Regions from separate parts of the Mus musculus genome. Here regions 2, 3 and 4 are each linked to region 1. The links are chromatin loops, found by intact Hi-C in ENCODE. Cell type or tissue: gastrocnemius. All regions are shown on one strand. Region 1 has its middle 21 kb from the start of Gm12532. Region 2 overlaps Adad1 (adenosine deaminase domain containing 1 (testis specific)). Region 3 overlaps 4932438A13Rik (RIKEN cDNA 4932438A13 gene). Region 4 has its middle 22 kb from the start of 4932438A13Rik.

What was found. A loop is a pair of places that touch in the nucleus more often than their neighbours do. Peaks named below come from ENCODE experiments on the same cell type or tissue, not always from the same donor. Only the 100,000 strongest peaks of a DNase experiment are listed, where the experiment ranks them.
Region 2: a loop joins it to region 1, with 2.9 times the contacts of the local background. A loop is called at or near these places in 24 of 42 quality-filtered maps.
Region 3: it touches region 1 in a loop (3-fold over the local background); 6 of 42 quality-filtered maps call a loop at or near these places.
Region 4: it touches region 1 in a loop (4-fold over the local background); 12 of 42 quality-filtered maps call a loop at or near these places.

The regions. Positions count from the first base shown.
Region 1 is chr3:37,199,504-37,207,503 of GRCm38, forward strand. No RefSeq gene overlaps it. Among named protein-coding and RNA genes, the nearest start is that of Gm12532, 21 kb to the left of the region's middle. In gastrocnemius, CTCF peaks have their summits at 4,609 (motif pointing left) and 5,299; DNase peaks (open chromatin) are centred at 4,629, 5,281 and 6,115; H3K4me3 peaks cover 945 bases; H3K27ac peaks cover 616 bases.
Region 2 is chr3:37,069,747-37,077,746 of GRCm38, forward strand. Adad1 (adenosine deaminase domain containing 1 (testis specific)) reads left to right here. Exons shown (of 12, transcript NM_009350.3): 5 at 211-279; 6 at 6,868-6,993. It also overlaps the pseudogene Gm12582. Among named protein-coding and RNA genes, the nearest start is that of Adad1, 10 kb to the left of the region's middle. In gastrocnemius, a CTCF peak has its summit at 3,663; a DNase peak (open chromatin) is centred at 3,671.
Region 3 is chr3:37,050,158-37,058,157 of GRCm38, forward strand. It overlaps 4932438A13Rik (RIKEN cDNA 4932438A13 gene), which reads left to right. Exons shown (of 86, transcript NM_172679.2): 85 at 606-771; 86 at 2,167-2,876. The coding sequence ends at 2,383. Among named protein-coding and RNA genes, the nearest start is that of Adad1, 9.5 kb to the right of the region's middle. In gastrocnemius, no CTCF peak of the experiment used is centred here; no DNase peak of the experiment used is centred here.
Region 4 is chr3:36,836,691-36,844,690 of GRCm38, forward strand. No RefSeq gene overlaps it. Among named protein-coding and RNA genes, the nearest start is that of 4932438A13Rik, 22 kb to the right of the region's middle. In gastrocnemius, a CTCF peak has its summit at 4,438 (motif pointing right); a DNase peak (open chromatin) is centred at 4,418; H3K4me3 peaks cover 209 bases.

The DNA of each region.
Region 1 (8,000 bases):
TTAACCACAAATTATAATCATTTTAATTTCCTCAAATAGTCTCCTCTTTTATAGTGTGTCCCCTTATTCATGTCATTTTGACTGAGCTCATGAAAACAGCTGTTGTTTATTTAAGTTTCTAGAGGTGAACCTTGATGTGGTTTATAAAAAGATAAAGAGGTATAAGATATGTTCTAATGGGAGTGTGGGGGTGTGGTGGGTGTGGGGGAGGGGATGCCTCAGGGGGCCCATGCCATGGCCATGAGCATGTGGAGAGAGGGGGAAGGGAGTCGGGAGAGAGGGGGAGCAAGAGGGAGCCTCAAGAGAGCAAGAGGCAAGAGAGGGAGGAGAAGGCAAACAGCCCCTTTTATAGTGGACCAGGCCTACCTGGCTGTTGCCAGGTGACTGTAGGGAGGAGCATACCTGACTGTTGCCAGGTAACTATAGGGTGGAGTTTAGACAGAATGATAACATTCCCCTGTTTTGGTTTAATTGAAAAAGAAAAAAATTAAAGAGAGGTGATGGCAAAGCAGGAATAGGGTTGTTGTGATATCTGGCTGCTTCATGCTGGCTTTGGGCTGACATGTCCCTAGGGAACCTAGAAGAATGGGTATGGGCGATGTTTGTCCAGTCTTAGGAGAGTTGGCTGTTTCCTTGCTGTCCAGGGTCTGTGGAACCGTCTGAGGATTGGTCAGAAGGTACAGATCCAGTAGAAGTAGAAGTCTGTGTCTGAAAGGAGATTTGGAGGTTGTTTCTCTGGGGCTGTACTGGATATAGTAAGCGCCTAGACTTGACAAGATGTTAAAATATATTATTATAGGTAGAGAATAAAATTAAGTATGTTTAGGAGAAAGAAAATTTTTTTTTCGTAAGATGTACATTTGAAACCCAGAGGAATCCCACCCTTTGGAATAGGTAGTTAGTGGGAACTTTGGGCAGATGTGCTTGTCTGGATGGAGTCTGTTGGGTCCATGAGAGGTAGCTCTGGGTAGGTTTCCTGTAGCCTGTAAGTTTATAAAAGAGATAACAACGTGAGTTTACCACATGAACAGTCTTTAAGATGAGCCTTTTGTGGAGCAGAAGGAACAAGAATTTGTGATTAAAAAGTTGAAAAAGTTAGATCGTATAGAGGAATGTTCTATTAGAGTTAATGTTAGGACAGTGGCATAGCAAGAAGAGGAAATATGAAGCATTTGATTAATGGAAACAGAGTCTCGATAAGGAGATAACAGATTACATCTGTGAAAGCCTTTTTCTAGCTGTCAATGTAGTCAGAAGTCTGAGAAAGAATAAACAAAAACCTACCAGTTATTTAAAAAAATGCCAGAGTCCACTAGCCAACAGTCCCCGGGGTCTCTATGGCAACCTGGGCGGTCTGTCTGTCAAGCACAGAAGATGCAGGGCTTTTTCTGTGGAATGAATACGTGTGACATGAGAAATGGTTTACCTTTATTTAGCCAAGTCATTTGACTCAAGGTATCCGATTTTGTCCACTGTTTCTCGGTGATTATCATATCACAATCAAGGCAGTATCGTGTATCTGTGTCCACTCTTCTGAAACTATCTACCATCCTGAGCCAACTGTTAAAGGCTTTGAGGATTCTCCCTGTTGTAAACTTAATAATTAGCAAACTTCTGACAGGATTGAGGGCTATACTGATTGGTTATAACTGAATAGGATTTAATGACAGTAGTAAAAATCATATTAAAACAGGATAGAAATGAAAATCTTAAGCTGGCTGTCAGGCATGGGAATTGCTAAACTGTGAAGCTAGGGGCTGGCTGGCGCACTTTGGTCTATAGAGCTAAAGTCAGGTGGACTATTGATCGATCTTTAGGAACCACAATAATGACTTGTGCGCTCCCACTGTTGAAGGTGATGGCTGTAGACTGCACTGGCAGCAGGAATCGTGTGTTTAATTTGATGAGCACAGGGCCAGACTTCCTGCTTGCTGTTGGAAGTCATGAGGCAGGACTTCCTATGTGGCCCAGTGCTCTCAGCAGTCACTTGTGGCAGCTGTCACTTGTGGCGTGTGGCACTGCTAGCCTTTACTTTACAAACCCCCAGCAGAGAGGGAGAGGGAAAGAGAAGGAGAAAGGGAGAAAGGGAGGGAACCCCTTGAGTGTGCAGGAAGGTGGGGAGATAGACACATGATCAGGGATTGGTGGAGTGTGAGCGGGCTGAGGAAGACAGTGAGACAGACTCAGAGCTGAGAGTAAGAGTGGGGGAGGGCAGCAGAGTCCCTGGCAGGAGACAGAGCCAGACCTGCCTTTCAGGCAAACTGGCTGGACTAGTAGTTGCAGCAGGCTGCAAATGAGAGAGGGGGAGGGGAAAGTTTGCCACATGGATCATTAGCAAGAAAGTGCCAGTTTAGTGTTGATGTAGAGATATTGTTTTAGACCAAGACATCCCATTAAGTAGGGACCAGGCAGAGAAATACTGACCCCTGGGCGAGAGAATAGGGTTATTAGCTGCCCCTACCAGTGTCCTGAGGACATTAACAACCTAAGAGAGATTCTAGCACAGGCCAGACCACCAGGTCGACTTGTGATGGCTGGGGGCTAACGCTCAGAGCCTGTGCTCTTGAGCCAGTTCATCCAAACCCAGGAATTTCTCAGCTTCGAGAAACTGTCTACAAGGAGAGGGAAATCTCACCCAAGGGAAAAAGTCCTAAAACGAGGGTCAGGGAAAAACTGAATGTCTTCCATCCTCAAGGACAACACAGGGGTAGCTCCGAGCTCAGGAACTCTCCCCTGGGACCATGCAGATGGGAAGGGATGGGGGCTTACCAGTTCTGGGCTAGCAAGCGTGGATCTCTTGTGGTGACTGAGGTGGGATGTCTCAGTGGGCCCATACTGAGGCATCCCTTCCCCATGAGGGACCAGCCACACAATAGTATAGTATAGAATAGAGTTTATTCAGGGCATGGGAAGGGGAGTTAAGAGGGTAGTAGAGGCAGAGAAAGGCAGAGAGAGGGAGAGAGTAAAGAAGTAGAAGCTGGCCATGGCCATGGGCATGTGGAGAGAGGGGGAAGGGAAGAGCCCAAGATGGCAAGAGAGAAGCAAGCAGTAAGCAAGAGTAAGAGAGGGAGGAGGGGGGCAAGCAGCCCCTTCTATAGTAGGTCAGGCCTAACTGGCTGTTGCCAGGTAACTGTGGGGATGGAGTTTAGATACAATGCTAACTAACCTGCCATTAAACTATATATGGATCTCCTTATTCCCAAGTTTTTGGTGGCAAAACTCAATCTATCTGCCTAATGGCTTCATTCTACTGATATCAGGCTCCCTTGGGAACTCACAGTAGAGCTGGGCTGAAGGGACCCAGGACACAGCCCCAGAGCAAGAGCCATATGAGCAGGGAGGAAAAATACAAATTATACTCAACACTCAGAGGCAGAGCTAAATCCTGCTTTTCTTTACTTTGTTCTGGGTGCACACCCTATCCCCAGAGCCGGTGATATAGTAAAGGATCCAGACCCAGACACGGCCCGGTGGCTGTCAATCACACCAGCTACACTCAAAATCCACTTCCTCACAGAATGCTAGGGGGGGGCGATGATTGAGCTCTGTACTCAGTGTTGTCCTTTCCTCAGGCTGAGATGTACTCTTATGGATGGTCCTGCACATAAGCGTAGGACTAACCTCAGTGCCTGCTGAAGCACGCTCCCTCCCTTCTGCAAACTGTGCAGACCTGGCCTTCCCTGACTCCTCTGCTATTCTAAGCACTTCCTTTCCTTTCAGTTTTAGTGAATCTTTGATGGCGGATTAGATACTAGGGAAACCCTGCTCTACTAGGGCATCCAAGCAACCCTGCTGTGTCTTTCAAATATTTCCTGTTGCTTTTCTGGGGATTCCTCCCTGGTGAGGTCCTTGGTCAGTCTATCCAGGCTTCTTTCGGTAGAACAAAGGCCAGATCCTTAGTTGCTCCTGGCGCCTTCTTATCTAAAAATAGCCTTGCAAACCTGATTTTATCCATTTTCTATAAATTCCCAGGGAGCCCCCGTAGTGCTCCTTAAGGTCTAAGTAATAGTGACAGTTTGCTTTTATGGCTGAGCTGTGGTCATAACGTATTCTCTTTGCCAGCACAATTGGAACAATAAGACATTTACAACCAGTGCGAAAGTCTAGCCCCTGTCATAAGCCAGCCACTTAGAGATCATAATGTCACCTCCATATCCTATAGCTAAAGTCCTCAGGAAACACCCAGCTGTGCCAACTTAGGGGGTCTAACTCCCACTAACTGGGGGACTTGGTCAAATGATATATATGTATACAGAGAATGGATTTTACATTCAGAGGCCTCCTTACTCTGCATATCCTTACAATAGTGCCTGAAACAGATAATTCTAAAAAATACCTCATAATCATAATTGCTTTATGTCTTGTATCCAAAAGAGGCAAATCAAATCAATCAATCTTAATCAAATGCAAGCCTATTTCAGAACGCATGTCGCAGGACCCTGTTAGGTAAGCTGTGGGACTGACGACTTCTTCATGGAAACTCTGGCTTGAATATAGAATTATCTGTAAGGAGGGAGGAAGGAGGACAGAAAAGATCAAGCTCCTGACAGAATAATTTCCCTAAGGACGCACCAAGTCAGATGATTGGTTTCTTCCCCTGCACTGCCCCCTTGTGGTAAAATGTCGTTAGTGTTTTGGTAGAAAGAGGAAGTAAAGGAGACAGCGATGAAGGGAAGTCGGGCTCCAAAGAGGAGCTGCCAGCCTTCAAGGAGCTTGTGGGGAACCCTGCCCTGCCAGAGCTTCCTGTTCTTTGCTTTGTGGCCCTGTGAGAGGCGGCAGCTGCTGCTGCCCCACCCTGACCCTTTCTCTCCTCATCAGATCTGAGCAGCGTAACCAAAGATACATGGCACAGACCTCAGGAGCCCGCAGGAAAGGAGCGCCTTCCTGGAACGGTTTACCTTGCCCAGTCGTCCTGGACGCTCCCAAAGGAGGTTCTGTCGTTGTTAGCGATGTACATCAGTCTCCAGTGAGGCACATAACGCTTCAGTGAACATCTCGTCCAAAGGGACATTTGAAAGAACAAAAGAAGACCAGAAATATTTCTGAAGGAGTAGAAGCTGGGAGGGGACTTTGGGACACTTCTTTCAAGTTTCCTCCTCTGCTAAGAGAAATCTACAAACACAGGGGATTGTGTTATTCGCGTCACTGAGAGCAAGAGGAGAACGTCTGATTTGGGCATAGTATTCCAAGCACAGTTTATCGAAGTAACTGGACTCATAAATACAAAGTTGGAAAGCATCTCATGTGTACTGGGTTCTCCCTGGGAGCAAGTGCCTGTCACTGTCAGGGGAGACCTCTCCTGGAGGGCACAAATACTGCAACGTGTCAGTGATCCAGTTTCAGGAGTGAAAAATAATGTTTTGTGCAAATGCATTAATATTCTTCAAAATCTAGAAAGACATCAGAACTAGGAAGGTAACTATTGAGTGCAAACTAGCTTTTGGATGCCGTATTACTTCTTAATAAAATTTTACTAAAACTACAACCCTGAAAATAAATCAGATACTACAAATATATCCTTGTTTGAAGGCGGTGATAGATACCTGGTACGGACCAGATTGTGTCAGTGAGCAGGATCGACCCTTCCCCAGACACATTTTCAGTCAACACTTTCCTGTTCTGAGATGAGGTCCAAGGAGCGCTGGGTGCTCAGATACACTGGGGCTTTGCTCTGTAAGCAGCCTGTGGTTTCTGGGGTCCCCAGCAGAACCCCAGGGCTCTCTACCCCACATTTTGCTCTGGAAACCCAAGAGTCCTGTTGTGATTTATGAAGTGACAGAGTTAGGAAGAAAGGCAGCTCTTGGACCCGTAGCCCAACCAAACACACAAGCTGTGGTCGTCGCCCCAGACAACTGCTCTTCAGCAGGCTTGAGATTTCTCCACAGAGAGCAGAGTCCTTTCATGTGGGCAAAGAACGACTTTATCAGACAGAATGCCTCGATGCTTATGAAATGCTTCCTGAGAGGGAGGAAGTCAGGCTATAATTGGGGCAGAATTTACAACAGCGAAATCACATTTGGGCAAGTTCTCTCTTATTGCAAGGGGCCTCCGAGCCACTAGAGATGCTTCATAGATTGCCACTGTCACCTGCTGGCTGGCCTCCAACTGCCATGAGGCCCAGGGAGGGGAAGGCAGGTAGGCCCCTGAATCAAGGCTTGGGTGGTACCCAGAACACTCTGGATCACATGACCGACTTGGTTCTTAGAGGACAAGGTTTGGAAACTTTGATGTATAGGTCTAAAGCCTCAGTAGGAGGGAAGTTGGGTGGTGTCTGTCTCACCTGGTGCAGTGGCAGTGAGGCTGTAACAACTGCCCAGTCACTAGCCTGAAGCAGATGTTGTATTTAGTGCTAAGGTCACCTGTAGTTTATATGTAGCTCTTCTTGTTCACATGAAACATAGAAATCTACTTGACAGCCCCAAACGTCACTGCCACTATTGTGTTTCCTAAGGAATACAGCTGGAAGCTCATCTGTTCTTGAGCCAAGTCTTTCCCAGAACACATGGGTGGGTCTGACTGCAGAGAAATGGAGAAGATGGCAGAAATATGAAGATCAGAAAGACTGTCCAAAGGACAGAATAACAGACAGTAAAGGGCCGAGATGGATTTCATGAACAAAAGCAAAACTCAAAGTGCACATCATCTTGCGGTTGGGAAGTCCATCTCCTTCTGCTCCTTGTGGGAAATGAAGCCAATGCCATATCAAAACAAACAAAAAAATCTTGCAGCTTAACAATCCCAAAAGCTTACATCATTTTAAAATCTGTGCACTCAACATAGTAATGTCTCTTTTTTATCTCAAGAAGGTGTTCCTGCATAACTGCATACCTTCTAATGAATAGACTCACAGAAATAAAAAATAAAGCAATTTTTGTTCTTCCCCACAGGTTCATGTGAATGACTGATGTCTATTGCATAGAGGCTTACATGACTCTTGGGGTCCCCACCCCCACACTCTACCTCCCTGCCACCCCCACCCCCACACTCAACCTCTCTGCCACCCCAGGCTGCCTTACCACCCCAGGCTCTTACACTGTGGTGTTCAGCACTTCTGTCAGGGTGAGTTCCACAACTGGGAACCCTTGGCATCAGAAGCTACTGGGAACCTTACATTAAAATGGAGAGGGAAAAAATGCGAGTGTATGCGGGGTGGACATGAAAATCAAAGGCTGATCGGAGTGAGTGTTACAGATTGTATTGCTATGAGATCTCACAGGGGGTTCCTTTCAGCTCCATGGCCTTGCTTTCTCTGTTGAATGAATTCATATGAGACATGAAGTGGGGTACAGAACAGATGACAAGTAGAGATTATCACAAAGAGACAAGGGACAAGAGTGGCCAGTGGCCAGAGAGACCACTGTGAAGGAAAAAATGCATAATGTGGTAGTCGACAGTGAACAGGTGTGCGTATGAAGGCTTTATACTACTCTCAAGCATTTATGAAACATATTTCACTGTCCGGGTGATTGACAGGCCCATTTGGGTTCACTCTTCAGGGGGAGGGACAATGGTTTGTCTCTATTCTTTACTAGAAAGCCCCAATTCCTCCCAAGCCAGAGATAAGACTGAGATCCCATTCTGTTGGCCAAAAATCATGTAGTGGGGTAGACCCATAAGAATGAAAGAAAAGCATCTATAAAAATAGCCATATTTACCCAGAGGAAATGAGCTGCTCAGAACGGGACTCACTGATGCACAGCCACCTGGACCTTCCGACCTTCCGTACAGCTTTAAATCTTGAGGGGCAATTGGGAATCTTTCCTCCTTCTTAAAATTAGTATTACCAGAGACACAGGGCCCATAAGTGATTGTAAAGGACAGGCCTCATCCTCAATGACTTTCAAGCCCCAGAGTCTCTATCACCATACCTAAAACTCTGTTACATTAAGGAGGCTTTTCAAATGTTTTCTTTAAGGCTTTTTGTTTTTTTCTGTATATCGTGGATTAGCCAAGTTTTTTTAAAAAAACATGATCTAGTGAGATTTTGATTAAAAAAAAAT
Region 2 (8,000 bases), 130 kb before region 1:
ATGTGAGCTAAGGAGCATTTGATGATGACAGAGTTGGCAGAAATTTTTAAAGAATATAACTATTATGTATTGCTAATGTTGGATTCGTGTTTGTTTGTTTTTATTGCATTCTTGGGTTACTGTTATTGCAGGTTAGTATAGAGCTGATAGCTCTCAGCGCTCTAGAACATTGCCCTTTCATTGTTTCCTATGGTTTGGTTTTATTTACAGGACCACCTCCTATCCCTGCAGAACCTGTTGTTACACCTGAAGCAGCATATGTTTCAAAAGTGCAATATGGTAGGTAATGTTCTGTTTAGAAAACAAACCCACTGAAAAATTAAAATGCACAGATATGAAGATATACCTTAACATTTTATTTAGACCTTTCATGCTTCTGTTAAAAGAGAAGTTTCCCGTTAAAAATAGCTTATAGAAAGAGAAATGAGGTTGGAGAGGAAATACTTAAAAAGAAATTTGAGCCAGTTCCGATGGTATGGCCATATATAAATCCTAGCTCTTCTGGGAGCTGAGACAGGAGGATAGCAAATTCACGGCTTGCCACTCCACCAAATAGCCTGTCTGCCAGTTTAGTGAGTCTTGTCTAAAAATATAAGAGGGATCTTAGGCATAGCTTGGTGGTAGAATACTTGCCTACATAGTGTGATAACTTTGGCTCAGTTGTCGGAATGACACAAAATAATTGGGGGGGGGCATATCCTTTTAATAAGGAGTCTATTACATACATATAGGTACATGTTATACATATATACATGCAGACAAAAAATAGGAAAATACATCTTTAAAAAGCATATATGTACACATATACATATTTATGTATATGTGTATATATCTAGTTGAAGTTATATGTGACCAAAGACTAATTAATTCTCATTATACTTTTAATTTCTTCATTTTAAAAATTGATAAAAATCAATTACCTCATCAAATTATCATGAGGATTAGGTTGATAGGCATAAAATACATGAGTATCTGGCACACAAAAAATGTTTATTAAATCAGAACTTTCATTGTTTTATCACATTCAGTATTGAATAGCAGTGTGTCCTTGACTGGTACGCCATCATCTCCTGGAAGGCAAGACATTCTTAATTTGTCTGTTGATGATATTTGAGAGATACTTCAGACATTACGACGTTTGCAAAGTGAAAAGTTTCCCTTTCACTGTTATCATTCAGTCAGGCTTGCTTGCTTTTAGTCAGCCTTGTATTCATTTTCCTAAGACAGACAAAGATCTCAAATGTGTTTGTGTGGACAGGCAGGGAAAATAAGCACATTCAAAAGTCAAAATCCACCAAGATATAGGTATAGCCACTTGACCTCAGAGATGTAAGGATTCATGAATAGCCTCGAGGGCTCAGTCTACACGGGTGATTGCATAATGTTGGAAGAGGTTTTACCATTTCTATCACTCTCTGTAGAAGTTTGTAATGACTAAGGGGGTAGATTTCAAACAATAATCTAGATCACATTACCCTGGGAAAACAGATTATATAGTATATGAGTTAGAAAGGATACAGTTTAAAAAAATAATGTAAAAATAAAGTCCAGTTTGGAAAGTTGAGTTTTGGAGCCAACTGTCAGAAAAAGGTGAGCAAAAAAATGTATGAGGTTAAAATAGGAATCAAATTTTAAAGCTTTTGAAAAATAAAGATTTGAGACCCACAAAAAATTTACTGAGTACTTCATGTTGGGCCAGTTATCAAGGTGGTCAATAGTTTACAACCTGTGCAACATATTTTAGTGGACTATATCTGCATGAGAATAGTTCTATGTTCTCTCTGAAAATAAATTGTGGTTATTCATGACAATGGGATTCACTTGAAATTAGCAACTTATAGTCAAAGAAGTGGTATAGTAAAACTGGAAAGGTGGTTCAGTAGTTAAGAACTTCTACTACTCCTGTAGAGGACCTCCATTCAGTTCCCAGCACTCAGAGAAAGCCACTCACAACTGCCTGAAACTCCAGCTCCAGGAGGATTTGATGTCTCTGGTTCCTATGGGCACCTGCACTCACATATACACCCCCGGCCTCCCCCATACTTACACATACACCTGATAAATATACTCCAGGAGAATTTAACATCTCTGGTTCCTACAGGCACCTGCACTCACATATATATCACTATCAAGTAGGCTTTATCCCGGGGATGCAAGGTTGGTTCAATATATGAAAATTAATTAATGTAATACACTATATAAACAAACTCAAAGAAAAAAAATCACATGATCATCTCCTTAGATGCAGGGAAAGCATTCAACAAAATACAGCAACCCTTCATGTTAAAAGTATTGGAGAGATCAGGAATTCAAGGCCTATACTTAAACATAATAAAAACAGTACACAGCAAATCAACAGCCAATATCAAATTAAATAGAGACATACTTGAGGCAATCCCACTAAAATCAGGGCCAAGACAAGGATAATGTGGAAAGTTTAAAGTGGGAGAAGGGATACCCACTCTCCCCTTATCTATTCAATATAGAACTTGAAGTGTTAACTAGAATAATAAGACAACAAAAGACATCAAAGGGATGTAAATTGGCAAAGAAGAAATAAAAGTATCACTATTTGCAGATGATATGATAGTATACAGAAGCAACCCCAAAATTCTACCAGAGGACTTCTCTAGCTGATACACCACTTCAGCAAATAGGCTGGATATAAAATTAACTCAAATCAGCAGCCTTCCTTTATACAAATGATAAACAGGCTGAGAAAGAAAGTACAGAAACAATTCCCTTCACAATAGCCACAAATAATATAAAATATCTTGGGGTAACTCTAACCAAACAAGTGAAAGACCTTTATGACAATAACTTCAAGTCTCTCAAGAAAGAAATCAAAGAAGATCTCAGAAAATGGAGAGATCTTCCATGCTCATGGATTGGCAGGATTAATATAGTAAAAAATGTCCATCCTACCAAAGGAAATCTACAGATTCAGTGCACTCCCCATCAAAATCCCAACACAATTCTTCAAAGACATGGAAAGAGCAATTCTCAAATTCATCTGGAAAGGAAAAAAAAACCAGAATAACCAAAAAACTTCCTAACAATAAAAGAACTTCTGGGGGAATCACAATCCATGACCTTCAAGCTTTACTACAGAGCAATAGTGATAAAAAAACAAAACAAAACAAAACAAAAAAAAAAACAACTGCATGGTATTGGTACAGAGATAGGCAGGAAGATCAATGGACTAGAATTGAAGACCCAGAAATAAGTTCACACACTTACAGACACTTGATCTTTGATAAAGATGCCAAAAATATATAATGGAAAAAAGAAAGCATCTTCAGTAAATAGTGCTGGTCTAATTGGCTGTATTTGGAAAAATGAAAAAAAAAATGAAAATAGACCAATATTTGTCACCTTGCACAAAGCTCAAGTCCAAGTGGATCGAGGACCTCAACAAAAAACCAGACACAGTGAATCTAATAGAAGATAAAGTGGGCTCAGTCTTCTGTGAACCTTCCCTACCAGAGGAGAGCTTGCCTGCTGGGAGTGCTCTGACCCTGGGACTCAGGTGAGATCACCATTTGTGAGATAACCATTTTCCCTCCAGTGTCTTTCTAAGGCAGATCCACTCAGGAAAGCACAGGCAACAGAGCTTCTAGGACAGGGTTCTCCAGTTCTACATCTGCAGCCAGGAGGTGGGGCTGTTCCACAGCCATCTGTGCACTGGTCTTGCCAGAAGAGAGCTGGTCTCCCAAGAGTGCTGACACAGACTAACAGACTCACATGAGGAACAAGCTCCAGCCAGAGACTGCTAGAACATCTAATGCCAGACATTACCAAATGGCAAATGGCAAACATAAAAATCTTACCAACAGAAACCAAGACTACTTGGCATCATCAGAATACAGTACTCCCACTACTGTGAGTCCTAGATACCCCAACACACCAGAAAAGCAAGATTTAGATTTAAAATCATATGTCAGTAGAGGATTTTAAGAAGGACATTAATAATTCACTTAAAGAAATACAGGAGAACACAGCTAAACAGGTAGACGCCCTTAAAGAGGAAACACAAAAATCCCTTAAAGAATTACAGGAAAACACAACCAAACAGGTGAAGGAATTGTACAAAACCATCCAGGATCTAAAAATGGAAGTAGAAACAATAAGAAATCACAAAAGGAGGAAACTCTAGAGATAGAAATCCTAGGAAAGAACTCAGAAATCCATAGATGCAAGCATCACCAACAGAATACAAGAGATAGAGATCAGGTGCAGAAGATTCCATAGAAAACATGAACTCAACAATCAAAGAAACTGCACAATGCAAAAAAGATCCTAACTCAAAACATCCAGGAAATCTAGGATACAATGAGAAGACCAAACCTAAGAATAATAGGTATAGATGAGAATGAAGATTATCAACTTAAAGGGCCAGTAAATATCTTCAACAAAATTATAGAAGAAAATTTCTCTAACCTAAAGAAAGAGATGCCCATGAACATACAAGAAGTCTACAGATCTCCAAATAGACTGGACGAGAAAAGAAATTCCTCCCAAAACATAATAATCAAAACACCAGATGCACTAAATAAAGATAGAATATTAAAAGCAGTAAGGGAAAAAGGTCAAGTAACATATAAAGGCAGACCTATTAGAATTACACAGGACTTTTCACCAGAGACTATGAAAGCCAAAAGATTCTGGACAGATGTTATACAGACCCTAAGAGAACACAAATGCCAGCACAGGCTACTCTACCCAGCAAAACTCTCAATTACCATAGATGGAGAAACCAAAGTATTGCATGACAAAACCAAATTCACACAGTAATCTTTCCATGAATCCAGTCCTTCAAAGGATAATAAAGGGGAAACTCCAACACAAGGAGGGAAACTATGCCTTAGAAAAAGCAAGAAAGTAATCTTTCAACAAACCTAAAAGAAGAAAGCCACAAGAACAGAATCCCAACTCTTAACAACAAAAATAACAGGAAGCAACAATTACTTTTCCTTAATATCTCTCCGTATCAGTGGACTCAATTCCCCAATAAAAAGACATAGACTAACAGACTGGCTACATAAACAGGACCCGACATTTTGCTGCACACAGGAAACCCACCTCAAGGACAAAGACAGACACTACCTCAGAGTAAAAGGCTGGATAATATTTTTCAAGAAAATGGTCTCAAGAAACAAGCTGGAGTAACCATTCTAATATCGAATAAAATCGACTTTCAACCTAAAGTTATCAAAAAAAGACGAGGAGGGGCACTTCATTACTCATCAAAGGTAAAAATCTACCAAGATGAACTCTCAATTCTGAACATCTATGCCCCAAATGCAAGGGCATCCACATTCATTAAAGAAACATTAGTAAAGTTCAAAGCACACATTGCACCACACACAATAATAGTGGGTGACTTCAATATCCCACTCTCATCAATGGACAGATCCTGGAAACAGAAACTGAAAAGAGACACAATGAAACTGACAAGTTATGAAACAATTGGATTTAACAGATATCTATAGAACATTTTATCCTAAAACAAACGGATATACCTTCTTCTCAGCACCTCATTTTACCTTCTCCAAAATTGAGGTGCTGAGAAGAAGGTGCATTCTTTTGTTTTAGGGTGAACTGTAGATATGTTAAATCTATTTGGTTCATAACCTCTATTAGTTTCATTTTGTCTCTATTTAGTTTCTGTTTCAGTGACCTGTCCATTGGTGAGAGTGAAGAGTTGAAGTCTCCCACTATTACTGTGTGGGATTCAATGTGTGTTTTGAACTTTAGTAATATTTTTTTTCACGAATGTGGGTACTCTTGCATTTTGGGCATAGATGTTCAGAATTGAGACTTTCTCTTGGTGGATTTTCCCCTTGGTGAATATGAAGTGTCCTTCCTCATCACTCTTAATAACTTTTGCTAGAAAGTCTATTTTATTGGATAGTAGGATAGCAGCTCTAGCTTGTTTCCTTGGATCATTTGTTTGGAAGACCTTTTTCCATCCTTTTACTCTGAGGTAGTGTCTGTCTTTGTTATTGAGGTGTGTTTCTTGTATGCAGCAAAATGCTGGATCTTGTTTGTGTATCCAGTCTGCTAGCTTATGTCTTTTTATAGGTGAACTCCAGAGAGGCTTTCAGTCTGTCCAGTCAGTTGACCTACATGCCTTCAAGCTGTGGTGTCAACTGCTCTGAGTGCAGCAGATCCTCTAGGATGGCTCAGGATGTGGTCTCTTCATGGGAATAGACCAGCTGGCAGTCAACTGCTCTGAGTGCATCCTATCCTCAACTGCTCTGAGTGCAGTGGATCTTCTAGGATGGGTCAGAATATGGTGTCTTCACGGGAGCAGACCAGCTAGGTATCTGCCCCAGCAGAAAGGACTGGGCAGAAGGGGCCAAAGGGTGGCCAAGAAGTTTTTTTAGTGGGAATATGGGGAAACTATATCAGTAGTTCAAATGCATTTGGTTTGTACTGGTTCTCATTGGGGCAAATTCTACATATTTTCTGTCATGATGACTATGATGAATATGTTTTGATTGTTACAGGTTAGGGAGGATTATTACTATTAAGTGGTATATTGAAGTATGTAAGATAGACAGTACTTTACAGCAAAAATAAATTGCCCTGTGTCTCAGATGAGTTTGAGAATCATATCTGACTGAGTTCTGCAAACATAAACAGTAGTATTCAGATAGTAAGGTTGGTATTGACATATCATTTATAAGAAGTTATTCTAAGAGCTCTGTAATTTGTATTTTACAGCTAAATATAACCATAACAAAGAGTGGAAATTTGTCTACATATCTTTATAAATCACTAACTAATGTAACTACAAAATAACACATCTCTTAGAAAAATAACAATCCTCTTCAAATTCATCCTGCTTTTTATTTTTCCTAGAAGGGAGACAAGTCCAGTATGCCAAGATTTCACAGCTTGTTAAAGAAACATTTGGTCAACTAATTTCTAATCACTCACAATATCTGAAATGTAGCAGTTCATTGGCTGCTTTCATTATTGAAAGAGGTAAGTCCATGCATTTGGTATATGTTACCCTACAGAAAAATTAATACCTTAATGATTTGGATCACACTGTATAATATTTTATATTCTGCTTCTGTAGACAGTGATTTTATATTCATCTGAAGTGATGTTTTCTGATAGGCAAGTTGTTAAATGTGAAGCTTCTCAAAGGTAAAGACAAAATGAACTGACTAGGAGCCAACAGAAAGCTGCAGAATAGTAAAAGGTCTAACATTGAAACCTTTCCCCACCAGAAGCAATGCCTTCTCCATATATATGTATATATATATATATGATGATAAAAATGAAAAACTGCTTTTAACCATGCAAACATGGTGGACATGTTGGCACACCCTTTTGTAATGGCAGAACTCAGAGGTATGAGACAGGGGGATCATAATGTAAAGATCAGCCTGGTGTTACATAATTAGGCCCTGTTTCAAAAAGCAAGTTATGGGAATTCATAGATCACTGAATGAAAGCCTTCTGCATCAGGCGAGACTTAAGCTAAAACTTTAAATACTAGTGGTTTCCCTGAAGAGGAGAGAAAATACTTTTAAACAGAGGAAGGCATGAGGAACAAATGTAGAAAATATTTATTGGGGCAACAAGGAGATGAATTTATTGATAATACATGGTAGTATATATACAGAAGTAAAATAAAATATATTTAAATTGGTAAGATTTGGTATTCAACTACGAGATGGCTTAAAGGCCAGTCAAAAATTACATTTAATAAGATTAATAATGTAAAATATATTTAGATATGAGATAATCACAGTTGAAGCTGTTGCACTAAATTTTCTGAGTAAGAACTGGGCACATAGCGATGAAACAGCTGCCCTGCTAGGCATGGATGCAGAAACGTTTGATTTAGCTTTAGCAGAGGAGAAATGGAGGAACCATAGACTATTAAGGATGAATTCAGGAAGGCCTGAGACCATGGAAAACTTGCCTGCACTGTATACTATTTTTCAAGGAGAGGTTGCTATGGTGACAGAATTATCAAA
Region 3 (8,000 bases), 150 kb before region 1:
AAAGAGACTTTTCTTAAGCACCATAAGGAAAGGACTGTACCCAAAATGCTTCTTATTGACACTGTTTATGTAACTATACAACTATTAACATACAAAAGCACAGATTATACACTTACTTGATTTGGTATAGAAGTAACAATACAACTAAACTTTTAAGTCATCAAGCTACAACTCTTTTGCTATGTTGACGTTTAGACAAGAAAGTATTTTACCAGGGAGTTAATAACTCCTGGCCCTCCTTCAAATTTTTATTTTGACACACACTCACCAAATTTTAATCTGGCTTGAAGTAGGCAGTCTCCTCATTCTCCTTCCCAGCTGCGATTACAGATGTGACCAGCATACTCAACTATTAGTCATCGTTGAGGAAATCCACCTCTGTTGACTACAGTGCCCTACACTTGCTAACACAAATGTGATGTCTACATTCTTTATCACAGTGACAACCTCACTGTTCACAGAAATACTAAGAATTGATATTTCCCTTGGCTTATTTTAAGATATCTTTTAACAGGTGTAATTAAATGAAACTTGGCATGGTAATAGAGCTAGTGGTGGTTCTTAAGATCTGGCTTTACATATATTTATTATTATTATTATTATAGCCATTTTTCCACCTCGGATTTTATCCACTCGACCAGGACAAAAATGTCCACTTATTATACACGATGATAGTTCCTCTGACAGAGACAGAGAAGATAGCATCACTTACACCACTGTGGACTGGCGAGACTTTATGTGCAACACATGGCATCTGGAGCCTACTCTTAGGTAAGACTTTGGTGTGCACACCTCAGTATGTTCAAGGGTACCAAAGTGGTTGCTTTTCCAACTGATGTGACCAAATGCTTGACAAGAAGCTGAAGGTGAAAGAGTATTGTGGCTCACAGTTTAGGAGCAAATACACTGTCCATCTTGGTGTCACAATATGAGGCAGCTGCTCACAGTGTATACACAATCAGAACAAGAAAATGACAGGAAGTATAGCCAGGCTCTAACACCTCAGAACCTGCCCCCGACCTACACTTGGTCGAGGAAAGCCTCACCTCCTAAAGATTCCACAATCCCCACACTCTTCAACACTGCCGTCAGCTGGGAACCAAGTGTTCAGCGCAGCCCATGAGAGACATAGTGTATGTTCAAACCGCAACACCCACTTCACCCCCCACAGGCTTAAAGCCACCCCATAATGAGAAATGCATTTATTCACTGTCAAATGTTTTCATAGTTCCAGCGCTATTTAAAATTCCAAAGTCTCTTTTGGGACTTAAGTCCGTTTCTTAACTGTAAACTGCTTGCTATACAATCAAAGGACAAGTTAATATTTCCAATATACACTGGCACAGAATAAACCTTCCCCATTACATATGGAGGAATGGGGACATGGCAAGGGAAGATTGAGCCAAAGCAGTACTGAAACCAAACAGAACTGAAACCAAGGCTCCAAAGGTGTTGAGTGGCTCCAGTTTTCCAGCTCTGCCTCCTGAAATACACACACCCTCTTCTTTTGGGCCAGTTCTCCATGCCTGCAGCTTTTCTCAGGAGACATCCCACTCTCCTGGCATTCCTCATTCTAGGCTTCCTTCGCTACTTACTGCTTCACTTTCACAGTTTTATGCAGTAAGCTCTTGGCCTTTCTTTGCAGAGACTTTGAGCCAGCATATTTTTCAAATGCAGGTACAAATGCAGTAAAAATCTTCTTTATCCTTCTCCCCCCTCTCTCCCTCTCTCCCCCTCTCCCTCTCTCTCTCCCCCTCTCCCTCCCTCTCCCCCCTCTCTCCCTCTCCCTTTTGCAACCTCCCCAGCCCTACCTCTATTCTCTCGAGTAATTGGCTATAGCCACTTTTATTTAACCAATAGCTTTAAATTGGTGAGTCAGGTTTACACAACAAAGGCCACTGTATGTGAACACTCACTCATCTGGGAGCAACCAGATCATGGGATTCAGAATTTAACATTTGCATACATAACACCAGACCAGCCCCCAAGACTTATCAGCACACATAAATTATTTTTAGGAATTATTACAATGAATACAAGGCTTTCAGACTCAAGTATTCAAATATATCTGCTAAAGTATTTTATCCAGAGTATATTAAGGGAGTGCAGTAATGTTCATGAATCATACACCTTGATAGTGACCCTGATTTCTAATTACCATTTCAGATTAATTTCTTGGACTGGAAGAAAGATTGACCCTGTAGGTGTTGATTATATTCTTCAAAAATTGGGCTTTCACCATGCCAGGACTACTATTCCCAAATGGCTTCAGAGAGGAGTGATGGACCCACTGGACAAGGTGCTGTCCGTTCTCATCAAAAAACTCGGAACTGCCCTGCAGGATGAGAAGGAGAAGAAAGGAAAGGACAAAGAAGAACACTAGAATAGCAATTCCATCTGTGAAACACTTGACTCTGTTAATTTCTATTACACTGCAATTTTTTTCAGCAAAATTTAAATGGTACTTTAAAATAATTCTAAATTTTGTGGCCATTATTGAAAGTTTGTAAGTTAATCTGTTTATTCTAGCTCTACCATTCTGTATACAGTAAAGTATTGCATGAAAATGTAAATTTTGTAGAAAACTAAATTAAAAGATATACATCTGCTCATTAAAGTTTATGATTGTTTTATGTGCAATATGGTTGCTGCATTTAAAGTATTACAGAGTAACTGTGAATTTTTTTTCTTCTTGGCCATAACTGTTAGAAAAATATCTTGTTGATAATGTCATTGGGGGTCTTTTTTATGTAGACTTGTATAAAGATCTATTTGTATATAATTTGAGTAATTGTGATGATTGTATACCACAAAAAGATTGTTTGTAACTATTGTAATAAAGTCACAATAACGGCTTCAGTCCATAGTTGTTTCATATCTTTGTCTCATTTGCTAGTTTCTTAATATGTAAATGCTCTCATTCTGTTTCACAGTTAACCATGTAGTTTAAAATATAGTGCTTGTAAAATTTTGAATGCATAAAAATACTTACTAAAAATAGTTCCAGGGAAAAGGTTCCCAGAGATTTCAGAGCCATTAGGTGTTGTTCTTTTCTGTGGTGAGTACACAGAGGCTCATTTTTATCATTACACCGCATTTAATCCTTCTATATATATGTATGTAACACTTAATGCTTAGAATGTCATAAGATATAAATGTTGCATATACATACACATGTATGTATAGTATATGTGTGAAAACTGTCATATGTAGTAGGTATACTAAAAAGAGTTGCTTTATCTAAAATGATACTCCAGTTCTCAATGTACATGAATAAATATTCAGAAGTATATTGTTGATAACTCAGGTTGAAAATTTGACTAAGCCAGGACAGTCTTTTTTTTTTTTTTTTTTTTTCCGAGACAGGGTTTCTCTGTGTATCCCTGGCTGTCCTGGAACTCACTCTGTAGACCAGGCTGGCCTCGAACTCAGAAATCCGCCTGCCTCTGCCTCCTAAGTGCTGGGATTAAAGGCGTGTGCCACCACTGCCTGGCCAGGACAGTCTTAAAAAGTGGACATGCAGCAAAACTGAAGAAACCAGAGTTAGAAAACACCTCAAAGAAACTACTTGTAGACTTTTGCATAGAGATGACTATTAAATATTAGAACAAACCTCTAGAATAATTACATGCTCCATCACAGAACTATGTTCAATATACAGTGATAAAAGGGGAGCTAATTGCTGACATCAGACATCAATTCTGTATTTTGCCAGACCATCTCACTGTGTAACTGATTCCATAGAAATGGAGATCCTCTGAGGTGACACTTGTGCTCTGACTTGGCTATTTGACTGTTGAAAACACAGGCCACAGGGAATTGGAATCTCTCCAGAAAATCTCATGTTGGGAGAAACCCTAAAACCTGAGCCAGCCAGAAAGGAAACTCTTGTCCTGGGAAGAGATTTTGACAGACTACCTCGCAGGAGAGTAAAGCCAAAACAATGATGAGTCCAGGACCATTTAGATACACATAACTCTATTCCTCTACTCAAAGCTTTAACCTCACTTCAGGACCTACAAGATACACTTAGAGGTGTCATTAGGTCTTTGTCTCTGTTCCCTCAGTGGCTACATTGAATAAAAATCTCCTTTTCTTGATTTAGATCTTTGCATTGACTTATCAAGGATAAAATAGTCAAACCGGGCTTGTTGGGGCATAGGCCCTGAGTCTAGTAACAGTCTGTCACATGTCAAACTCCAAATCCTCTGCAGCTCACTCAACTATAGAGGTCCCAGAGGTGTCCTTAAAATTCACTTCTTTATTCAAGCTTACCACAGAAGCAAGCTGTGTGTCTATTTTGGTTATAAAGGCTAAAATAAACTTAAATAGAGGGCAAGAGTTAAGCCTGCCAGGAGCCATGAAGTATATCTTGACATTACTATTATAGGCTGTGACTTAGGTAATAACGAAAGCAAAGGAATTCCAGGCTGTAATAGACTCACTGGTTGAAATACTCTACTTAACACTCTTAAATCTATTAACATCCTCTGCTTTTCTGATTTTTTTTAATAACAAACACAACATTCCATGGGATGGTAGACTCTTCTATATATTGAGCTTCTACCAGCTGTTCAGATACCTGCAAGTTTTCCTTAGTTGAGGGCCATAGATACACCTATATAAGCTTGTCAGTCAACCCACATTTTAGGGTAGGGTTGTTAGTATTTGAGCAGCCCAGCCCCCTTACAAATTTGGAAACTCAATCCCTGGGGTATCCTGTGTTTGGACAATTGACATACTTCATTACCTACCCCAGAATCATCTACCATTTCACCTCTAATTTCATCATGTGCTGTCTCTAGTAATGCAGGAATCTGAGTACCCCATTGTAAAAGATCCCTTTTCCATAAGTTTATGGGTATATTAGCCTCATAAGATCTTAAATTCCCTGTTTGACTTTCAGGTCCCATACATTTAACCCATAGTACACTTTGTTTTATTTGAGATCATTTTCCAATTCCTGTACACTTTGTATAAACATTCTGAAGTGGCCATCCTGAATTCCAAGATTTGGGGAAATGATAGATCAGCTCTTGTATCCACCAAACCTTCTATTTCACCACCATTTACTTGCAATTTTAATTTTGGTCTCTGATCATTAACCTTCATTTGCCATAACACACATTTTCCAGTACTTCCAAACCCCTCTGTTTTTTCTACTGGAGCAGATTTGCCTTTAAGGAAACAATAGTTGAGCAATCCTATCTCCTGCATTAATCCATTACAGCAAGAAGTGTTCCCTTCTCTGGAGGAAAGTACCATAATTCTTACTATTAACACACTGGACATTTTTAGATCTGGCTTGGTAGTACCATATTTCTCAAACTTAAAACACCAGACATTTTGAGATCTGAGGCTTTAAGCAGCTTGGTCACAGTTTCATTGTAAATGGCTGAATTTACAATTAAGGCACTGGGCATTTTGATATCAGAGGCCATTAGCAGTAATACTGGCATGATGCTCATGAGAGCCAATATCAGTCATGCCCCCTATTCACTCATCCATGGGCAATGCCCACACCTTTAAAGATCTAATAACTCGTTTACATTTGGTGTTTACATTCTCAAATGCCAAGGTCTCTATCAGCACCTGTCTCACATCAGGGTCTACTACATCTTAATCTTTGCTTCCCAGTGCCTTAATAAATGAGGCTTAATAAACAATCTTAATAAATGAGGTAACCTTTTCTCAGGTCCTCACCTTGTCCCAAGCTTTTAAAGCATATTGCTCTATAACAGCATCATAAATTCAAATCTGTTCTTTTAAGTCTGAGAACCGCCCTTCACAACTATCTTTAACAATATTCATTCCCCTTGCTCTATTTCGTTGGTGAGGGTCTGTAATTCACTAAAGAATGATACCCCAGACTCAAACTGTATGCAAAAGCAAAGAGTGTTTTATTCTGCAGAAGTCCATCATGCTGGGGTCTACCATCTACCAAGATGGAGGCACCAAAGTGAGCTTGCTGACCCAATTTATAGCACATTAAAAGAATTCAATAGGCTCTATCTCTAGGGACATTCCAGAACCATTGCTAGGGGGCAGGGGGGCTGGAAACTGTCCCTGGGGAAGTATGAAAACTGTTGCTGACCATTGCCCTTGCTTCTGACCAAGTGGTGGGGCAGCTTCTGATGGCAGGGCAGTTTCTGACTGTCTGCCTGAGGCCTGAGTTTTTTTCCTTTTTCAGTAACTGATTTGCCCAATTCTTGGAAACAGAGATTTAGGCCTAGTTTTCTGAACTGCCAATTTGAAGTCTGTCATGGAGTCAGGCTGTTTCACATTGTTCCATATTTGAGTCTTTCTTCCTCCATCTCTTTAACCATTGTAACTGCTGACTGGTCTCTAGCACAGCTCTTACCAGAGTCTTGGGGAATAATTCTATCCCAGTTACTTAATATTTGTTTTACATAAGGGGAATGCATTATATAGGAAACCACAGCCTCTTTAGACTACCTCAGATCTATCATTTCTATGGACGCCACATTATCTCATCAAAATCATGATCAGCACCATTAGCAGGCAAGTGCTGTACAACTGATGGTGCCATTGTTGTCCCCCTCCTCTATCAGTGCAGTTGGCTCAATATTAACTTTCTCTCAAAATACTGTTTTTCTTTAGCCCTGTCACCATGCACAGCCTCCCTCTCTTCCCAGCCTCACACCCTGCTTCCTGCCCCACCCAGGGTCTGCTGGCTCTTGAAACTGAAAGTCTGTGGCACCCGGTGGGGCTGAGATCTGCTTTCTGGCCTGGTTTACTTCTTTCTCTCTTTCATTCCTTGGGAAGCTCCCATTCTCTCCCAGTCACCATGTCACTCAGAAACCTTTTATTTCTACCTTTCCCAGGGCTACTCACTTCCAAGCACTTCCACCTCTACCTGAAAGCTTTCCAGTTGCATCTCAAAGCCCCTCATTTCCACTCATATTCCTCCAGGTGCTCAACCATTCTCCCAAATGTTTTTGGGACAATATAGAACGAGGAAAAAGAAAAGAAAATCCCCTCTGGCAGCAAAGCAGGAGAGAGGCTTGTGGCAGCAGCCACAATAAAATGCTTGCTGATGTCTTAAAACAGAATATCCAACCCCTCTTGACTTGTTGTCTCCTTTACCCTATTAGAAATCAAATTTCGAATTATGCCTAGCCTCACCTCTGGGTACCACTTCTAATCCTACTTTTGGCTACTGTCTTATGCTCTTTTCCCTTGTTCATCCTAATCCCTTCCAACCCTCTTAACACTAGGTAGGAGAAAAAGAAGGTTGGAGGGAAAAGGGGTTGTCCTGGTTTATATATGCTTGGCCCAGGGAGTGGCACTATTTGGAGGTGTGGCCCTGCTGGAGTACATGTGTCACTGTGGGTGTGGGCTTTAAGACCCTCATCCTAGCTGCCTGGAAGTCAGTTCACTAGCAGCCTTCAGATGAAGACATAGAACTCTCAGCTCCTCCTGCACGATGTCTGCCTGGATGCTGCCATGTTCCTGCCTTGATAATGGACTGAGCCTCTGAACCTGTAAGCCAGTCCCAAATAAATGTTGTCCTTATAAGAGTTGCCTTGGTCATGGTATCTGTTCACAGCAGTAAAACCCTAAGGCATCAATCTCCTTAGATTCCTTCCTGCTGATTAGAGGTGTGAAGTTCCTTGAGGCAAGTACAATCCATGTCACTGAGATTTCTCCAACTAGAAGCCAGCAATCCAGCAAACTGCAACCAGAACAGCAGCAGCTGCCACAGCCTCTCTGGACCTTCATATCCACTTAGAGTCCCCATAATTCCAAACTTAAACTACCTTCAGTTGACCGAATCAAACTCCTGCCAGAGCATGAGACAAATCATAGTTAGCTGCTATGGACAATCTGAAGCAGTCCCATATCCCACACCTGGGATTAAAACAAAACGTATTCACATAACATTTCTGTTTAAAGAAACCAAAGTTCTCACTACACAGAGACTCAACTCCATGCTGTCACCTGCTGTCTAAAGTGTTTCCTTGCCCTTTAGGGACCTA
Region 4 (8,000 bases), 360 kb before region 1:
AGGGAGCAATCTGTGATGGGGAAGATGTGGAGAGAGCCTATCGGTTGGGGCAGGAGGCCAGCCTCCTGCATCCACACTCAAGAAGCAACAAGAGGGAATATGACGTTGGTGGGGCTATAAAACATTAAGGCTCTCTCTCAGTGATACCCCACTTCCTAAAGGTTCTCTGACATTCTCACAACACTACCAGACAGAGACCAAGGTTTCAAACACAGGAGTTCTAAGCATAGAATCGCTGAGACTAATGCGAAGCCTATTACACTCAGTCTGTTTTACTGCGTTTGTCTTGAGAGCATAAAGTCTTAGAGGTCAATGACTGTGCATTTTGCTGATTGCTTGTCTTAGTTTGGTTTCTATTGCTGCAATAAACAGTATGACTGAGAGCAACTTGGAGAGGAAGGGTTTATTTAGCTCATAGCATATAGTCCATCGCCGTAGGAAGTCAGGGCAGGAACTTAACACAGGAACTGGAGGCAGACGCTGAAGTGTAGGTTATAGAGGGACACTGCTTGCTGGATCACTTGTCCAGGCAGCGGTGGCACCACCCACAGTGAGCTGAGCCCTCACACATCAATCATTAATCAAGAAAACGCCCCATAGGCTGGCCTGCACGCCGATCTGATGACTACATTTTCTCAGTTGAGATTCTTCTTCCCAGATAACTCTAGATTGTGGTAAGTTGACAACAAAAAAAAAACCTAATCAATACTATTCCCAACTGATGTGACATCACAGAAGGAGGGATTTTAGTCATTTAGGATACTTTCATCTGGAATTAAGAGAAAATTCACCTCAATCTGCACAAGCAATTCATGATACAGATTATTTTTTATGGCAAGTAGCCCAGGCAAAGTTAGATGATGTTGCCAGTAGCTCGTATCATTATCAAAGTTTTTTTTCCATCTTTCCAAAATATTACTCATAGAATGTAAGCTTTGACTAGCAGAACAACTTCTTCTCCTGTGGACTGGACACAGGAGACTTCCAGACTCCATATGCTGGTGTCTGAGTGTGATGAACATGTGGCTATTTTTTTCTCATGCATCCTGTCTAGAGAGAAACATTTTACAGGATCCTTTTGACGTCTTTCCTTAGGAAGAGAACAACATGACCACTGCAAAACAATCACTGGCCAACTCGCTTGATTAATAAGATCTAATTCTGGGGCTTAGCAGGGTAAGACGCATAGCTATACCAATTATGTTTCATTTGACTATTGTGTCATGGAGAACTAAACTAATTAAGGCTTAAGTAAGGAAGAAAATTCCCCACACAAAAAAAAATGCTATCTATTGACTTTAAACAATACCTTGTTTAGCTTATGAATCTGATGATAACGGAGTGATTCTTCTGGGCTAGTTTTGTATGATCACCAGTTGACTCACCTGCAAGTCATACTTACTGGAAGAACATGAGCGTTATCTACCCACACTCTCAAATGGAGAGGTAGACTGGGTCACCTTTATTCATGTCTGAAGTAGTCTAGACAGGGGTCATTCACAGAGAAAGGCCCTAAAGAACAAGCAGAAACAGACAGCCTGCCTATTATGGTACAACCACCTCTGCATGTATCATTTGTCTGAGATCAGAAGGCAGTTCCTGAAGTTCTGATCCCCCCGAGAGAGGAAGCCTCGTCTGGAAGCCAGTCCTACAGGACAGAGCTATGGTCTTCCTCTCCATAGGGATGGTAAGAGTGTAAATCCAAAAGCATCATGCTAGCACATGTGCCAAGGAGAGGGCACTGGGTGATTAAGGTCTTTGCTTTCTCTTCAGCCCTATCTGCCCTCAGTAGTTCAATCTGAGAGATAAAGGATATAGTTCTATTTTTTTTTAAAGGAGACATTTGTTTTTATTTTATGAGCATGAGTGTCTGTGAACTACCCGGGTACAGTACCTCTCAAGTGCAGAAGACGCTTGTGGAACTGGACTTACAAGTGGTTGTGAGCCACCATGTGAGTGGTGAGATTTGAACCCACATCCTCTGGAAGAGCAGCCAGTGAGTGCTCTTAACCGCCAAGCCAACGCTACAGCCCCCAAGTGACTTTATTCTTCAGTAAGCATTCTTGCCTTGCGCTCACCCAGAACTGCTTCTGCAAAGCCCACCCACTGTGCATGAAAACCACACAGCTCCTACAGGCACTCTGCTACTCCATCCTCTGCAAGAGCACAGTTAGTTGGGTTTTATATTCATGTTTTTGCACTTCTCTATGCACTCATGTAACTGACTTGGATTCTAAATTCCAGCAGAGCAGAGAATGAGGTTATATATAAAAAAGGATTATTTTTAATATACATGTAAGTAGTAGCTTACAAATAAGTCCAGTGACTATATCTATTAACCTTATGCTAGTCTCTAGTAATCTCACAGAGAAACTAAGATTTATTTCAAGCTGCACCTCCTATGCTAATCTGGCTACCTCCCAGACATGACCCCAGTATACTTGCTTCTCATGATTGGTCTGGTTCTTCAGGGTTCAGGTGTGTTTCTCTGGACCCCTTCCTCATGGCTCCAATTCCTCCTTCCTCCTGGCCGATATCTACCTCTCTCTCTCTCCTCCTCCTCCTCCTCCTCCTCCTCCTCCTCCTCCTCCTCCTCCTCCTCCCCCCCCTCCTCCTCCTCCTCCTCCTCCTCCTCCTCCTCCTCCTCCCCCCCCCCTCCTCCTCCTCCTCCTCCTCCTCCTCCTCCTCCTCCTCCTCCTCCTCCTCCTCTTCTTCTTCTTCTTCTTCTTCTTCTTCTTCTTCTTCTTCTTCTTCTTCTTCTTCTTCTCTCTCTCAATCTCTTTCTCTCTTTCTCTCTTTCTCCTACCCCAGCAGGTAGAACCTTCCACTCTATTCTCTCTTTTGCCCAACCATTGGCTGATTAGCTTTTATTGACAAGGCAGAGAGTAAATGGTAAGAGTTGTTTACACAAACTTGATACAGGAGATTCTTGATATAAGCATTACAATGTCGTGTCTGGATTGAAACAAGATATGAAGGTAGACATAGAGGAGTGGTTCAGACACTTCTTTGATTTAACTGGGAATCTGGGAATATTGATGCTGAAGGTCTTTGTCCCCAACTGGCTCTTGATCAATCAACAAAGATGCCAGTGGCTAGTGGTTGGGCAGAAATAAAGAGGCAGGTCTTCCAGGTTCCTGCAGGCTAAGAGAGAGAGAGAGAGAGAGAGAGAGAGAGAGAGAGAGAGAGAGAGAGAGAGAGAGAATGAATCGATATACTTGGAGGAGAGAGATGGAACAGACTCAGAGCTGTAGGGGAGATCTGCCAAAATGTAGGCAGAAAGGGAAAGTGTACCATAGAAGGGCAGCACGAAATGGCTTGGGCAGGAAGATGAATGGGCTTCACAGAAGGTTACTAGACAACTAAACTGAGGGAAAATTTAGAGGTCTTGAGCTAGGACTAAAGGGGAAGGCATGCTAGCTGCAGGAGGCTTAGAAGAACCCAGCCATTGAGCCAGTAAGGCAGATTAAAAATGAGCTAGTATGTGTATATCTTTCATCTGCAGATCCAAGGTAGCAACTGGGGAGATGAGCTGGGAGCTCAAATCGGTGTAGCAAAAACTCACTGCTACTGGTAGGGGAATTAGTATTTGAATAACACAGTGCCAGAAAACATTATGCCTACAAGGCTGGGTGCCTGTCACGTTAAACACTCAAGTAAAGAAGCCCTTAGGTCCAATCACACACTTCATGGATTAAGAAGATGACCATAAGAAAGGACCCTGAAATCTGAAGCCTGACATCATCACAAGCGTTTGTACAAGCCAGAATTCCTTTGTTTGCGTCTTATACTTAAATATGCTTAAATTGACACATAATAATCACACTTCTTTATGGTTTGGGAATTGGAATTCTTTATAGGGGATTCATAAATTTAGGTGGGAAATAATGACACTGTTTTTTTCTGAACTCCACCTGAAATTTAATAATTTCTTCACTTATTAATTCAGGTGACAAGACAGAAATACATGGAACTGTGTTATCAGCACAAGTCACTGAGATCATAACATCTTAGAGTTGTAGATAATGTAAAACTCAGCTCTAATTCAAAATTATAGAGGATTTGGTATCTAATTTATACAACAGCTCCAGGGCTACTGTTTGGCTAAATGCAGTACTCCAGCCTCGTCAAGGGGACCTGTGGAACCGTCACTTCCTCCCAGTGTGCTCCAGCTTCTCCTGTCCCCCCCCCCCCCCCCCCGGCCTGAAATGTTCCACTCTCTGGTCCCTGCTTCTCATTATCCATCAATCGGGTATTTTTTTTTTTTTAATCTGCTAAACAGAACAAAGCAGTGTATCTCCGGACTCAGGGGTCTTTGCGCTCTGGAGCACAGCAAACTGACACAGATGTGGCTTCCCAAAGGTTGGGAAGTGTTATTCATGCACTCTCTTTGCGAACTCAGAACAGTTGCCTTGTCAGCCTTTTAGCCACCACTAGGTGGAGACTCTCTCCCCCTCATCACCCTTCGGGCTGTGTGAAGGAGAGAGAGTAAGGTTTGAAGTCCGAGTGGGTTTCATCAATCAGAATCTTCCTTCCTAAAAAAGCCGTTCTTACCACAGGGCTGTTTCTCTTTCTACATTTATTTACCACTTATGGTTGAATTTTGGAGTGGTGTTAAATGGGAGCAGAGACTTTGCTCTGTTCCGTTTCTGTATCTCCTGAACCTCAAACAATATCTGTTGTGGTCATAGGAGCTTAATATCCACTGCCTGATGTGCAGACTCCATTTTTTGAAGTTTATTTATTGTTATTATTTTCATATTTTCTTTTAATTTTTTATTCTTTTATTTTTATTTTATTTGTTTGTTTGTTTGTTTGTTTGTTTGTTTGTTTCGAGACAGGGCTTCTCTGTATAGCCCTGCCTGGCTGTCCTGGAACTCACTGTGTAGACCAGGCTGGCCTTGAACTCAGAAATCTGCCTGCCTCTGCCTCCCAAGTACTAGGATTAAAGGCGTGCGCCACCACCACCTGGCTTTCTTTTTATTTTATGTGTATAAGTATTCTGCCCGCATTTATGCTTACATATCATGCTCACTTCTGGTGTCTATGCAGGCCGGGAAAGGGCATCTAATCCCCTGGAACTAAGTTACTAATGGTTGTAAGCCACAATATAGATGCTGAGAAACAAATCCAAGTCCTTTGCAAGAGCAACACATGCTCTTAAAGCACTGAACCATCTCCAGACCCAGGCTAACGCCTTATTCGGAAAGGTAATTTCTAAAAGATCTGCTTTGTTTTAAATTATGCATGTGTATCTCTATGAGGTATATGCATGTGAATGCAGATGTCATTCACAATGCAGAGACCAGATGCACTGGATCCCCTCTGGAGCTGAGTTATAGGCAGTTGTGAGCCACGAGAGCCACGCAGTGTGGGTACTGGCCCAGGATCACATCATATCAGCACCCAAAGATGTTCTCTATATCATCCTCCTCCTTCAGTTCCTTGCTTCCTCCTCCTCTCATTTTTCATCTGTTTCATGTCTGTGCTAGGTGTGTGTACTATAGTTTGTAGTAACTCGCCATCTGTGGTGGGCATTGAGATCTGCTTCCAGTAATTTGCCATTATAAATAATGCTCCATAGAATTATCTGTTGTGGGGTTTTTTTTTTTTCTTCATAGTTTTGCATCTTTAGGGTCAATCCCTTGGGCTGGGAATTCTTAATTTAAATGCATGTGTGGTTTGTATAGATGCTCCCCATTTTCCCTCATTGGGAGTTCCGCCCTCTTATCCTTCCTTGGAGACTCTGAGAGTGCTTGTGTATGTTACTCAGTCTTTGGAATATTTGTTAATCTAATAGAACAGAAACAGTTTAGTTCAGCACTTCTCAACCTGTGGGCCGTGACCCCTTTGGGGGTCAAATGACCCTTTTATAGGGGTTGCCTAAGAACATAGGAAAACACAGATATCTACATTATTATTCATAACAGTAACAAAAGTGCAGTTATGAAATAGCAATGAAATGATTTTATGGTCAGGGGTCACCATAACATGAGAGACTGTTAAAGCACTGAAGCATTAGGAAGGTTAAGAATGATTGGTCTAATTTTTAGTGAAGGTTTGATTTCTTTCCTTATTTAGCTCTTCTGTTATCTCTCCTGTGGATTCTTGCTTTGTGTGATTGCAGAAGGTAAGCTGAGGTTCCCCCACCCACCCCCCCATCTGTCTTTACTGCATATGGTGGTTCCAACATCCCACCCCTTTCTTCCTTCCTTCCACTGTGCTGTTGTAGTGCTGACCTTCTTCCTGCTCCTCAAACTCCAGGTATCAGCCAGGCTTCTGCAGAGAAACAGAGTCTATATGATACTCATCTTGACAGCAACTGCAGGATGGCTCTTCAGAAGTAAATTTACCACATGGATCTATAGAGAGACACAGATCATTGTATAAATATGGGTTTATTAATGTAGAAATGTCTGTCTATAAATCTACATATAGCCCCATATTTCTTTCTATCTTCATCAGTCAGTTGATTGACAGATAAATACATAAACAAGATTTTTTTTTTGAGAATTTAGTTCATGCAGCTGTGAGCAGATACGTTTGAAATTCCCAAGTAGGCTTGCAGCTGGAAACTCCAGAAGGATCATTAATGCTGCAGTATGAAAGCAGGATTTCATCTCCTTGGGAAAACCCTGGCTTTGTTCTTAGGTAATAGCATGAGGCCCGACTACAGTATAGATGATAATCTGTCAGTCACCTGATTAAGGATGGTAATCTACAGTACCAGCATATCCTAGGAAATACATGGAATACAAATGACAGATGGATAATGATAAAATGAAAACCTTTATATAAGAAAGAAGGGAGAAGGGAAGTATTGCTTATTTTCTATTATTATTATTTTAAATTTATTTTAATTTTGTTTACTTGCTCACTTTACATTCCACTCATTGCCCCCCCTCCGGGTCACCCCCTCCCACAATCCTTCCCTCTTTCCCCATCTCCCCTCCCCTTCTTTTTCCTCTGAGTGTGTGGCGCCTCACCTGGGTCTCCCCCCATCCTAGCACTTCAAGTCTCTGTGAGTCTAGTTGCTTCCTTTCTCACTGAATCCAGACAAGGCAGCCCAGCTAGAAGACCATATCCCATGTACAGGCAACAACTTTGAGCAAGGGCAGGTAACCTAGTATCCCCCAGGCCCATCAGCATTGTGTGTGTCCCCCAAACCCCTACCTCCAGGTGAAGGGCAAGGGGAAAACCTCCACTCAGTTTAGATACATACAGGTCTACCAGGGTAAGCTGAGGTGAATGGCAGCTGCACACAGGTTCATTCACAGGTGGCCTTAGCAGTGATAAGGGACAGGTATCTCAGTGGGTTGAGCCCTCAGAGATTGGGAGGTCTGAGAGAGAAGTTTGTGTTTGGATGTAAAGAAATGCATACTACGTACCAAGCTTCCCCCCGCCCCCCTTTTAAATCACATCTTAGTCACTAATAGTATTTGATGTAGAGGACACTCGAAAGTGGTTTGGCCAGAAGATACCTGCTGGCCTTTTGTACCTCTGAACTAAAACTGGTAACAAGAGCACAAATGTGAGCATACAGTTATGATATAAGAATAGGTTAGGGATGGGAGCATAGCTCTGTAGTAGAGAGCACATGCCTAGTGGTGTGTAGTTCTGGGTTTGACCTATAACACTGAGAAAAACATTGGAGAATTATGAATGAAAACTTCCAGTTCCTATTTACACCTATTAAAAATAACCTTTAGCTCTTAACGTGACACAGTCTCAAATCACCTGGAAAGGAGAGCTTTGACTGAGTAACTGTCTTTATCAAGTTGGTCACTGAGTGTATATGTGAGGGACCTTGGGGTGGTTTGAATGTGAATGGCCCCCATCGGCTCATATGTTTGAAAATTAGTCATCACTTGGTGGAACTGTTTGGGGAAGGATTGGGGGCGTGGCCTTGTTGGAGGAGACATGATGTGGAGCAAAGCCACAGAGCAGGCGGCAATGGTTGAGGCTTCAGAAGCCTCGCATGGTCCCTAGTGCACTCTGTG